Regions from separate parts of the Homo sapiens genome. Here region 1 is linked to region 2. The links are chromatin contacts, found by Hi-C in ENCODE. All regions are on one chromosome and are shown on one strand. Each heading gives the region's core, a stretch centred on a gene start or an enhancer-like site at or near the end of the contact. The rest is flanking DNA. Distances are from core to core; before and after follow the strand shown. Region 1 has its middle 110 kb from the start of KCNMA1-AS1. Region 2 overlaps LRMDA (leucine rich melanocyte differentiation associated).

Region 1 (5,709 bases), core at 2,472-4,971, 340 kb before region 2:
GAATCACTGTATAGTTCCTCACCTCCTATCTACAGTTGCACAGGTATTTATTTGGGGGATATACTAAAAATATAAATGAGATTATGGTTCCAAAAAGAACCATGTCACTGTGTGTATGCATAAACACACACGCATGTGCATGCTCACACATGCGCGCACATACACACACATTACTTTAGTTGTATTATTCTTTACTTCAGTTGATCCTAATATAATTAAAGCAATCAATATCTCTTCCCAAAGTGTAAGAATTTGGTTATGTGGTGCGGTTTACAATATCAAAGGCAACACATTGTACTTCTTGGATGGTTTTAATATAAAGAAGGCTGAATTACAGAAATTTAGGGTAGAGAGCAGGATTGAGGTCTCAATAAGTAGGGGGTTGTTATTGTAATCACAGCCTTTCACCAACTTGCTCTGAGACCTTGGACTAGTCACTTTTATTTTAAAATACAAACATACATATAAATAAAATTATAAATAGATTTCTATCTATAACTTTAACACCAACTATATGTGAAAACCGGAAGTATTAGTTTGCTAAGGCTACCATAACAAAATATTACAGACTGCGTGGCTTAAACAACAGACAGGTATTTTCTCCCAGTTCTGGAGGCTGAAAGTCCACCATCAAGGTATCTTTGGGTTTGATTTCTTCTGAGGCTCCTCTCCTTGGCTTGTTGATGGCCATGATGATGGCCGTCTTTTCTCTGTACGCGCATATCTTGGATATCTCTTCTTCTTGGCTTTAGTTTAACTTGAATACCTCTTTGAAGACCTTATCTTCAAATACAGTTCTATTCTGAAGTACTGGGATTAGGACTTTAACATATGAATTTCAGATGGACACAGTTCAGCCCATAACATTAGGTGCTAGGGCTACAAACTAAATGGGGCAAAAGGCAGTCCTTGAGACAGAAATAAAGTTAATTATACTGCAGCATAAGAAGTGCAGCAATAGAGGCAGCCACTGACTGGGTAGAGTGAGGGTACAGAAGCAAAATCAGCAAGTCAGCTTGACAGGGTCAAAGAAAATATCAAAAGGGAGACAGTATTTGCCCTGGGTCTTGCTGTCATAGTAGGAATTTTCCAGGAGAAGACTGAGAAAATGGAAGGGAAAACATGAGGAAGTGGCAGGGCATTTTATAAGGGTAGATATTTAAGGTCAACCCAGTGGCCTGTGTAGGCCAGTGCTATCTCACAGTAAGAACCTAGTGTGCTACTTGGGAGGAGAGAAATGTGTCCCAGACATCCTCAGCCAGTTAGACCCCTAACTGTTCTAAATCTCACTTGAGCCTATTTGAGCCATGGTGAATTTTGTAGGTCTTTACTCTGTGTGCAGTGCTGTCCGAGGGTCCCTGGAGGATAAAAGAGGCATGAAACCTGTCTCTTCACAATCTAGATAGGAAGATCAAATAGTTGAAATAACTGGAATAACATTACAAATCAACAAATGGATAATTCCCAAAACTACTCACTTCCTCTCCTTAAGGTATATGTTTTCTCCTGGCTAAAAAGAGGAATTTTAGACTGAATCTTCCCTAGGCTCTGCTAAAGGATCAAATGGGCTATGACAGGGTTTCTCGAACTTGAGTAATAGCCCCCCACAAAAAAATTCACAGATCTTCCCCATGTTGGCTTAAATTATTGACATTACTTAAGAGCATAGACTCAGGAGCCACACTGCCTGGGTTTGAATGTCATATCTGCCACTTACTAGTTCTAAGACATTGGTTAAATCATTAAACCTCTCTTTGCCTCTGTCTTCTCATCTGTAAAATGGGGATAATAACAATACTTATATTCATAGTATTGTTATGAAAATTAAATGTGTTAATATTTGCAAGGCACTAAAAAATGTTCCTGGTATGTTATAGGTGTTATATATGTGTTAAATACAATTTTCTATAAATGTATGAGGTAAAACTAGGAATGAAATCTTTATGCATATAGCTTTTGGGTGTAAAAACAATTGGAAAACTACTCAGCTATAAGGCAAAATAATTTGAAAATTAAGACAAAACTAGGAAGCAAGTAAAATTGAAGTTTACAGTGTTAATTCAATGTGACGAATCATGCTTTTGTTTAAACAAAATCATAGAAGTTGTCGTTAATTACATAAAGATTTAGACTCAGATCTAGTTCTACAGTGAATTTGCTTCTGTATTTTGACTCTAGTAATAATAATGCAGAGGAAGTCTCTGTGCATGCATAGTAAGCTTTTCAGAATGCTATGAATACTTTTAAGACTTTGTTTGCTAATTCAGAATAATCAGACCTCATTCTTTATCAGCACTCAATTAGTGAGCAGTCCTGGAATGCCAATTTTAATTAAATGTCATCATTACATTATTAGCCCCTGCATGAAATTGTTCTCTAAATCACAAAGTTGCTCAAGTCAGAAATTTGGAGGCCATTCCTGATTTCAACCTCTTTATTCTAATCCTTGAACTGAGCAAATCTTGACAAGTATTTTTTGACTCTGTCTTTTTCTTACCTACCTTGACACCAAAGGTGGCAACCATTTCTCTGGGTTTCTGCCAAGCCTCCTAACTACTCTCCCCCTCCACTCTCATGCTCCCAATTTTTCTCCTTAAAGAAGTTTACAGAAACTTTAAAAATATAAATATTATCCTATCTCTGCTGACCAAACTAAACTCTGATCAGCTCCAGGGCCTAGCATTGAAGGCAATGTACCACCTCTCCAACCTGTCTGAAGCCATCCCCCCTCATACACTACCCCAGCCATGCTGGCTTGCATTAATTTCCTTCCCAGGTAGTCAAGAATTTGCAGGCCTTGCAGCCTTTGCCCATGATCCATGATCCTTCTCTCTGTGGAATGTTCATTCCACATGGCTGGGTTTTTCTCTTCCTTCAGATGTCTGTGTAAAAGCTATGTCCTCAGAGAGGCCTTCACAAGCCTTTCTAATGACATTATTCCTGATCCCAGTTCATTATTCTCTATCACATGGTATTCATTTCCTTTATAGCATGTGTCACAAATTATAACCATAGTGATAGGGACAGGAGACAGGGAAATTCTGGGCAGATGAAGGAGGGTCCCTGGCCAGGATCCCACCCTCAAGCCAAAAGGCCTAATACCACCGTCCAAAGTGAGAACTTGCATCCTTGTTTTTACACTCAAATGTTGCCTTTTCCAAAACCACCCATGACCCCACTCTGCCCCACCCCCCATCCTGTGCCCATAAAAGCCCCAGGCTCAGCCAGTGGAGAGAGTAGAAGCAGCTGGACATTGGAAACTATGGTTTGATGTCAGAGAGAAGTGGCTTGAATTCAGAGGGACAGCTTGATGGCATAACTTCTGAGAGGAGTCTGGCCAGGAATGGCCAAACTCCAGGGGAAGATTACCTTCCCGCTCTGCCCTCTTTTCATTTCCCCTTCCCACCAAGAGCCGCTTTCATCAGTTATAAAATCACCTTCATTCACCACCTTCAATTTGTTCATGTTACTTCATTCCTCTTGGAGACTGGCCAAGAACTTGGATGCCATGAGTGTCAGAGCAAAAAGCTGTCACACTGACCCTCCACTGAGCTGTTAACACTTAAGCCATCTGCAGACAGCAAAGCTAAAAGGGCACTGTAACACTTCCTCTGGGCTTCGGGTGTTGCGAGCACCCTCCCCTAGATGCTGCTGAGGGGCTGGTACAGAGTATGCCCTTGCCAGTGCCCAAAAGCACTCACACCAGCTCCTGCACTTGCTTATCTGTGCTCCACCTCCCACAAGGGGTGGAGCAGTGAGTAAGTGAAGCTTGCCCCTGCCAGCACCCATGAACTCCAGTTCCTGCCCTTGAAGGGTCAGGAAAATATGCTGCTTTGATAGGCTTATTTATTTGCTTATTTACTTTTCATTCCCTTTGTGAAAATGTCGGCAAACTAAGCCCAGGCATCAAGGCAGATTCATGTACCTATGAGTACCCAATACATGGCACAATATCTGGCACATAGTAGGCACTTTAAAATATTTGATGAATAAATGTTTACTCTAAATCCATTATTGGTGGAATTCAGATCAGAAGAGTTCATCACATATTTACGACTACATTAACTCCAAAATGTACTTCTTCAAGTGGTCCATATAGATAGGGTTTTGGTAATACATCTTTTTGAAATGTGAATACAGAATCTTGGGCCATGGTGCCAGTTTTTTGTTTTTGACACATTGTATTAGTTTTATATGGTTGCTGTATCAAATCACCACAAATTTAGCAGGTTACAACAACCCAACTTTATTCTTCTACAGTTCTGTCATTCATAAATCTGACATGGATCTCATTGAGGTAAAATCAAGATGTCAGTAGGTCTACAATCTTTTCTGGAGGCTCTAGGGAAAATCAATTTCCTTGACTTTTTAGCATCTAGAGGCTGCCCACATTCCTTGGCTAATGGCCCCACCCCTCCACCTTCCAAGCCAGCAATGGTGACTTGAATCCCTCTTACTTTGCCTGTCTTTCACCCTTATTTGGTCAGGTATCTCTTTCTGACTTCAGCCAAGAAGGATTCTTCACTATTTTTTTTTTTTTGAGATGAAGTTTCACTGTTGTTGCCCAATTCTCCACTTTTAAGGAGATTACATGATTAAATCAGGCCCACTAGAATAAATCCAGGATAATATCTCTGTCTCAAGGTCTGTGACTTCAATCTTATCTGTAAAGTCCCTTTGTCACTTAAGTAACATTCCCAAATTCTGGGGCTAACTCAACTGTCTCAGCATTATTTTCTGCTTAAGTGACTATAAAACCTTCAGTCCTCAGGTATGCTATAATGTTTTCATTATCCTGAAATTATCATAAACACACAGCATAAAATGGACCCTAAAAGCAAGTGGATATCCTTACCATGTGGTCATCCAGATAGCATGGGATATCTGTATACAAATATATGGGTGCGTAATCAAACCACAATGTTCAAAAATGCTCCTTCATCTACAACAGGAATAAACCTTGAGAACATTATGCCAAGTGAAATAAGCAAGTTGCAAAACAAATACTGTATGATTCCACTCATTTGAGCTAACTAAAGTAGTGAAAATCATAGAAACATAAAGTTAGAATGGTGGGCTCCATGAGCTGGGGAGAAGGGGGAATGGGGAGTTATTGTTTAGTGGGTATGGAGTTTCAGTTGGGCAATATGGAAAAATTCTGAAGATAAATGGTGGTGGTAATGGTGACACAACAACGAGAATGTACTCAATGCCACTGACCTGTGCACTTAAAAATTGTTAAAATAGTAAATTTTATATTATGTGTATTTTATCTCAATAAAAATATTCCCCTCGCAAATGTATGAACTCCTGAGAACATATATATTCAGACCCATGGGGTTAGAGTCCCTAGTTTGAGTAACATGGTGTATCATACATGCTTATAATCATTGAGAAGACGAAATAAGAGGGGTGTTGCATGGGAGGGCTACTTACAGAAATGTAGGGCTGCCATACTTCCTACCTTATTTTCAGGTACTCACTCATACGTGCACCTCTTTTTGTATTTCTGTTGGACAGAACCTAGAATTACCTGTTGGTAGGATAAAGTTCCTCAAAAGTGGAGATTTCACCCCATTTATCCTATGGCTTTTTGAGTTCCAAACTTGATGTTCCAGTCAAGTCTAACCTGGAAGCTTCTTTCTCAAGGTATCTGTTATGATATGGCCTGGCTCCTCAATGGTCCAAATCAATGTATTTCACCGTTAG
Region 2 (5,261 bases), core at 203-2,702:
AGTTTAAAGAATAACCAAAGCCCAGTGTTTGAGGCCTGCTATAAAGAAAACAAATAACGGATTCTTTGGGGTCATAAAGCTCAATCAACCATAAAACACACAGAGAGCCTCTGATGAGGGTCCTGTGAGCCTCCTGGAGCTCTATTCAGTGTGATGCTGGGCCCTGACCCGCTGCTTATATCCCCTCATGTCCAAGCAATGAGATTCTTCCTTCTACATGTGAAAAGCACAGATGCCAAGGGTTCTCAGGCTTCCTGCATCACCACACGTCTGTGTTTTGATAATGTCTTTGGGCATATGTGATCTCAAGGACACTTCTGTTTCACACTAAGGGTAAGTGAAGCCCCATCAATAACAGAGAGTTGCCGCTGACTAGGTGAGTGACTTGCGATAAGTCACTAGCTTCCCTGCTCTTCAGTTTCCTCATCTGAAAATCAGTGATACAACCTACCTTATGGTTGTTATGAGGACCAAATAAAATAAACAGGTAAAGCCACTTGGCGAAGGACTGGCTCAGAGGAAGCTTTAGCAATGACCATCATCCCTTAGGTTGGTGGAAGAAGCAGGACTGACCCAAAGGCCTTGTTTGTTACAAATTCAATCAAATGAGCATCCCAAAGTAGGTGAGGAGAGGTGGTGAATGCACCCATTCTGCTCTTCCCAGGGCTCCTTCCGGAAAGGTTTTCCTGGTTCCTCTGCTGTCACATTTTCTGTTGCACTTTAAGCCTTGGTGTGAATGTCACTGGATTCTGGGCATTGTCTTCTCTTGCCTGACTGTCTTATTTTACTCTTGTTTACTGTTTTCCTCACCAGATGTACACACCTGAATTCAGGATTTACCCAGAGAAGCCTGCCCAGAACTTTGAGCACAGTAGGTCCTCAATAAACATTTCCTAGGGGGCTAACTGAAAGGAAAACAATCAAAACAAAACAATAAAATTAAGGTGTTGGAAGAAGCTGTGCTCTTATCTTGGCTCTGGCAACAGATATCTCTTTAACCTTGGAAAATTTCTTTGGACATCAGATTCTTCATCTATAAAGATAATCTCCAGTTTCCTTTGTGGCTCTAAAATTCTCTAACTTGAAGAAAAACAGCTGCAAAAGGATTCTTTGTTATCTGGTCTGCTAAGCTGTTCAGGCAGAGGAATGAGACCAGCTGAGCCTGGATCCATCGCTGTGTCCAACTTTTTAAACTCAAGTTCCTTCTATTTCTTCCAGCTGTTCTTGCTGGTCCTGTTTTATTTATTTATTTTTTTAGACTATGCAAGTTCAAAGCAATGAGCCCATTGCTATGATTAAAAGACCACTGGGTCTGTGCCATCACTATCTGACAGGGCTGGAACCAAAAGCTCTGCACACCAAGAGGAGAAAATGTGTTCACAAACCAGAGAAGTCCTGTTTGAGGAGTGGGAAGGGACTGGCAGCTCAGGTAGGTGGAGGGAGAAGGAAGGTGGGCGACACTGGCTCTGGCTGCAGTCTCCCCTAACAAAGCCCCATCCACCTGACCAATTGAAGGCTTGGCCAGAGTTATGAGTTTTCTAAACTCAATCAGAACACAGCCTGCTCTGACCTATAGAAGGTCACTCAACCGTACTGAATACTTGTCAGCATTCCATGGCTAAAGATAAAGTGAATGGACGTCCAAGACAGATTTAGAAATGTCCCTGTATATCCCTGGAACCTGTGAGCATCTGTCTGGGTGTGAAGAGCACAGGGGTGGATTTCCCTTCCCTGAGCACCGATGCTCTCCGCATAGGAACCTGTAGTGCCTGCTCCAAAGCCAGCATCTTGTCACTGTCACTCAGCAGCTTGAGAAGCAAAGGCACAGGGAGTGCCACACCTCCCTGCACAAGGGTTCACTTTGAAACCCGTAGAGAAGGTGAGGGCAACAGCATGAACAGCCTGACCTGCAGGTGGCCCAGCCCACATTCCACAGGGCTCATGTGGAACCCCAAGTGGCCTGGGTCATCACAGCCATCCTAGGAGGGCAACACAAGCCTGGTTTCATTTTCCACCCTTTCACCATTTACAGTCCAATGACAATGGAGTCTTTTCTTCACACACTTATTTTTCACTCACAGAAAGCATTAATGACTCTGCATTTATTAATATACTCCACATTTGTCCCTGAGCACTGTGGGAAGCGGGAGCCAGCCTCTATTTCACTAACTCTGCCACCAACCTCTACTCATCTGCTTCTCACATGAGAACATCAGAGACATGGTTCCAAGGCCCATCACCACAGAGCTGGGCTCTCAACCCACCTCTGGCTCCTCTCAGCATACAGAACCAATATCATGTTTTCATATAACTAAAGCCTAGCGTGTCCTTTTATTTCTGGAGCAACAGATTTAAAGTAAAAACTGGGGAAATAACCAATATCCCAAAAATTAAAGCATTTTGCTTCAGCCCAGTTTCTCCCTAACCCTCACAATCCATCTGGAATGTAGGCTTTCTTTTTGTCATCTGTTCGGTCTTTTTATCATTATCCTTTGCCAGAAAGATAAGTGTTAGCAGGACCTATGAGAGACCGAATCTTCATTCCTGAACTTTGCTTCTAGATAATGGCTTTTTGCTTCTGGATAATGTCTTCTGAGAACTGCTATGGCCTAAGGTACTGATGACCCAAGCACCAACCCCTCTATGAGCATGGCACTTGGGACATTTGTGTGAAGAGTATTCACCAAGAATAAGATGAGCGGGGGTGATTCTATGAAGTCTTTCAACTTCTCCCAACCCAGAAGGCAGTGTGACATCAAAAATGTAATCAGTTGCTGACCCAGACATTGTCTCCTTTTGGTTATTTCTTGTTTTAGCTTCTCTGAAGAGCAGGAAGACAAAGTGCTTGACTTATAAAACCACTCTTGATTCAGAGTCATGGGTAGCCTTCTCAGTCCCCTCCACAGAGGGAAGCCTCTCCCTTCTGCTCTGAGAGGTAACATGCCATGGCCTCAGATGACTGCATCAGCCTCTAGTGGCCTGTCTGAATCTAAGCAGCTTCTGGGGCCTCATGAAAGAGAAACTTGGGGTGAGAACATTGGGAAGGACTGAAAGGCCACATCTTGGCAAGGCCAAGTTATAGTTCTGCCAATGCCTTCCTGTGTGGCCTGGAGAAGTCACTTCATCTCCTCCAGAGCCTCAGTGTTCTCATTCACAAAGAGATGTGCTTGGGCCGATAATCTCTAAGCTCCTTTGCAAGTGATATATTCAATGATACTTTCCCTTCCTTAAGTACTGGGAAGGACTATGTCATATAGATTATTCTTAGTTTATCTAAAAAACTAAGTAGATTACCAGAGAATGGTCTAGTTTATGGGGCAGAAACGTGGCAGGGTGGGAGGGAAGGATAATCCAGGCTGTGTTTCATGAGAAACTTAAGAATAAGAAGGGTCTGTATCTTAATTACCTCTGTAAACCCAACTCCTAACACAGTGCCTGGCTACTGGCATTAATGAAGAGTTGTTTGATTAATCTACAAATGAATACAACTCAAAAGCCAAGCAGACACTTAATGGTTGGGTGGCAGTGTGTGCGTGTACAGGTAGGTATACACATTCACACACACATACATATATCCATACCATTTATCACAGATCACTTACCATCCAGCACTGGTTTTATTTTTCTAGATGGTGAGCTCTTTGAAGATGGAAAGCTCATTTATTGTTGTATCCTGAGCATCTTGCCAGAGCCTGGCCAATGGTAAATGCTCAGTGGCACTTATTGGATGGATGGATGAATGAATGGATGGATGGACAGATGGATGAGTGGATGGCCTAAGGTACTCATGGATGGATGAACTGATGGGTGGGTAGGTAAGTGGGTGGATTTATGGGTTAGCTAAGTGGTGATATCCAGTTTGTGACACATTCTGTGTAACCTCAGTTCCCATTGCTCCTTACATAAGAAAGAAAGAAGCAATCATGTTTCAGCATTTTTTAGCTTTGGGAAGGGGAGTGGGAGAAAAAGGGGAGAGAAAGAGGGAGTGAAGAGATAGGAGGGGAGAGAAAGGAAGAAAATTAAAGAGAGAGAGAGAGAGTAAATAAGAAAGAGAGAGAGAAAAAAAGAGATTAAAACTTAACAAAACCCAAGAAAAGTCAGAACTCATTTTCCATGGGCAGGAGGAGATGTCTGTTCAAGGTTCACTATAATCAGGACATTGATGTTTTGGAAAAATAAGATATTAAAGTTCTTGAATACAAAAAAGAAAGAAAGAAGAGGATATGAGAAGGCAACAGTTACCAAGAAAATGAATTAGGAGAGAAAACGAATTATATTTTTTATTCTTCTGTTACTAACCCTTTTGGATTTTAATGTTTATATTTTTAAAGAGCCTTTAAAAAAGCAAAGGTGAGGTGGAGTGGGATAAGAAGAAGCCTAAGCGTCAACCATGCATTTGGATTTGGGAATTTGTCAAAGGTGTGGGAATTTGTCAAAGGTGAGAGACTGAATTTCCACCTTGACATGCAAATGCATTCTTATTTCCTATGCTGTCGCCCAAGTCACCCTGGTTACATCAGTGTTCAGCTGAGTCAGAGCATTTGGATGGGCTCACTCTAAGAGGGTTAGAATTTGATCCCATGACAAATAAGAATGGTTACCTGGCACTGCAGGTGAAGAACAGGCTGGAGCAATCTCAGGGCTGGGGCTAGAGGAAAACACAAACCAGCAACATGATCCATGGCTTCAGTCAATACTCAGGAAAGCCTATTTCTGTTTCCCCAGTGCGTTCCTGAGAGCAGTGTTGATTACCAGATAACCAGAGTCTTTGGTCTTTCACAGAATCAACAGCTTGGCAGCCACAAAGTGACAGGCATCAATACTAATCGCACAAGCCTGTCTGTAGCTGGACCCCAGGACAGGCCGTGCTCCACCTGCCTGTCCAAGAAATGCACGCCAGGTCCTCCCCATGGAAACCACTAACAACACTTATTAGCTGTTTCCTTGCCTGCTAAGTGGTCTGTGCCTCGTTCTGGCTCCCATTATTATATTCATTTCAGCCTGTGTCCTGAAACCTGATACCTTTGTACTTGGGGGGTGTGGTGTCTGCCACCTGACAATGATTTGACATGACACAGTGACAGAAAACAAGGAGACAGGATGGAAATAAAAGAATAAGAAATCCAAGCAGCTACACTGGCGGCTCCAGGCAGGGGTGCCCATTAACACAGATACCTGTGAGAAGGAACACAGGCCCCACTGCCACCCTGGCCAGATCACTTAATTCAGCTGCACTGGACTGGGAGACAGCAATCTTCCTT

The links. Hi-C counts contacts between places; a loop is a spot of excess contacts on that map. Pooled maps may share reads with other maps.
Region 1: a loop to region 2 is called in a map of heart right ventricle, with 6 times the contacts of the local background. The contact joins two enhancer-like sites. A Hi-C loop is called at or near these places in 8 of 168 maps with a recorded cell type or tissue (Right ventricle myocardium inferior, cardiac septum, heart left ventricle and 2 more) and 10 of 50 pooled maps.

The regions. Positions count from the first base shown.
Region 1 is chr10:76,773,068-76,778,776 of GRCh38, reverse strand. No RefSeq gene overlaps it. Among named protein-coding and RNA genes, the nearest start is that of KCNMA1-AS1, 110 kb to the left of the region's middle. Within about 2 kb of position 3,721, at least 3 of the 41 ENCODE cell types and tissues checked have a DNase peak (open chromatin) inside an H3K27ac peak, as active enhancers do; they include heart left ventricle and heart right ventricle, where a contact is called at or near this core.
Region 2 is chr10:76,433,103-76,438,363 of GRCh38, reverse strand. All of the region lies in intron 6 of LRMDA (leucine rich melanocyte differentiation associated), which reads right to left. Among named protein-coding and RNA genes, the nearest start is that of KCNMA1-AS1, 450 kb to the left of the region's middle. RefSeq lists an enhancer at 4,554-5,251. Within about 2 kb of position 1,452, at least 4 of the 41 ENCODE cell types and tissues checked have a DNase peak (open chromatin) inside an H3K27ac peak, as active enhancers do; they include heart left ventricle and heart right ventricle, where a contact is called at or near this core.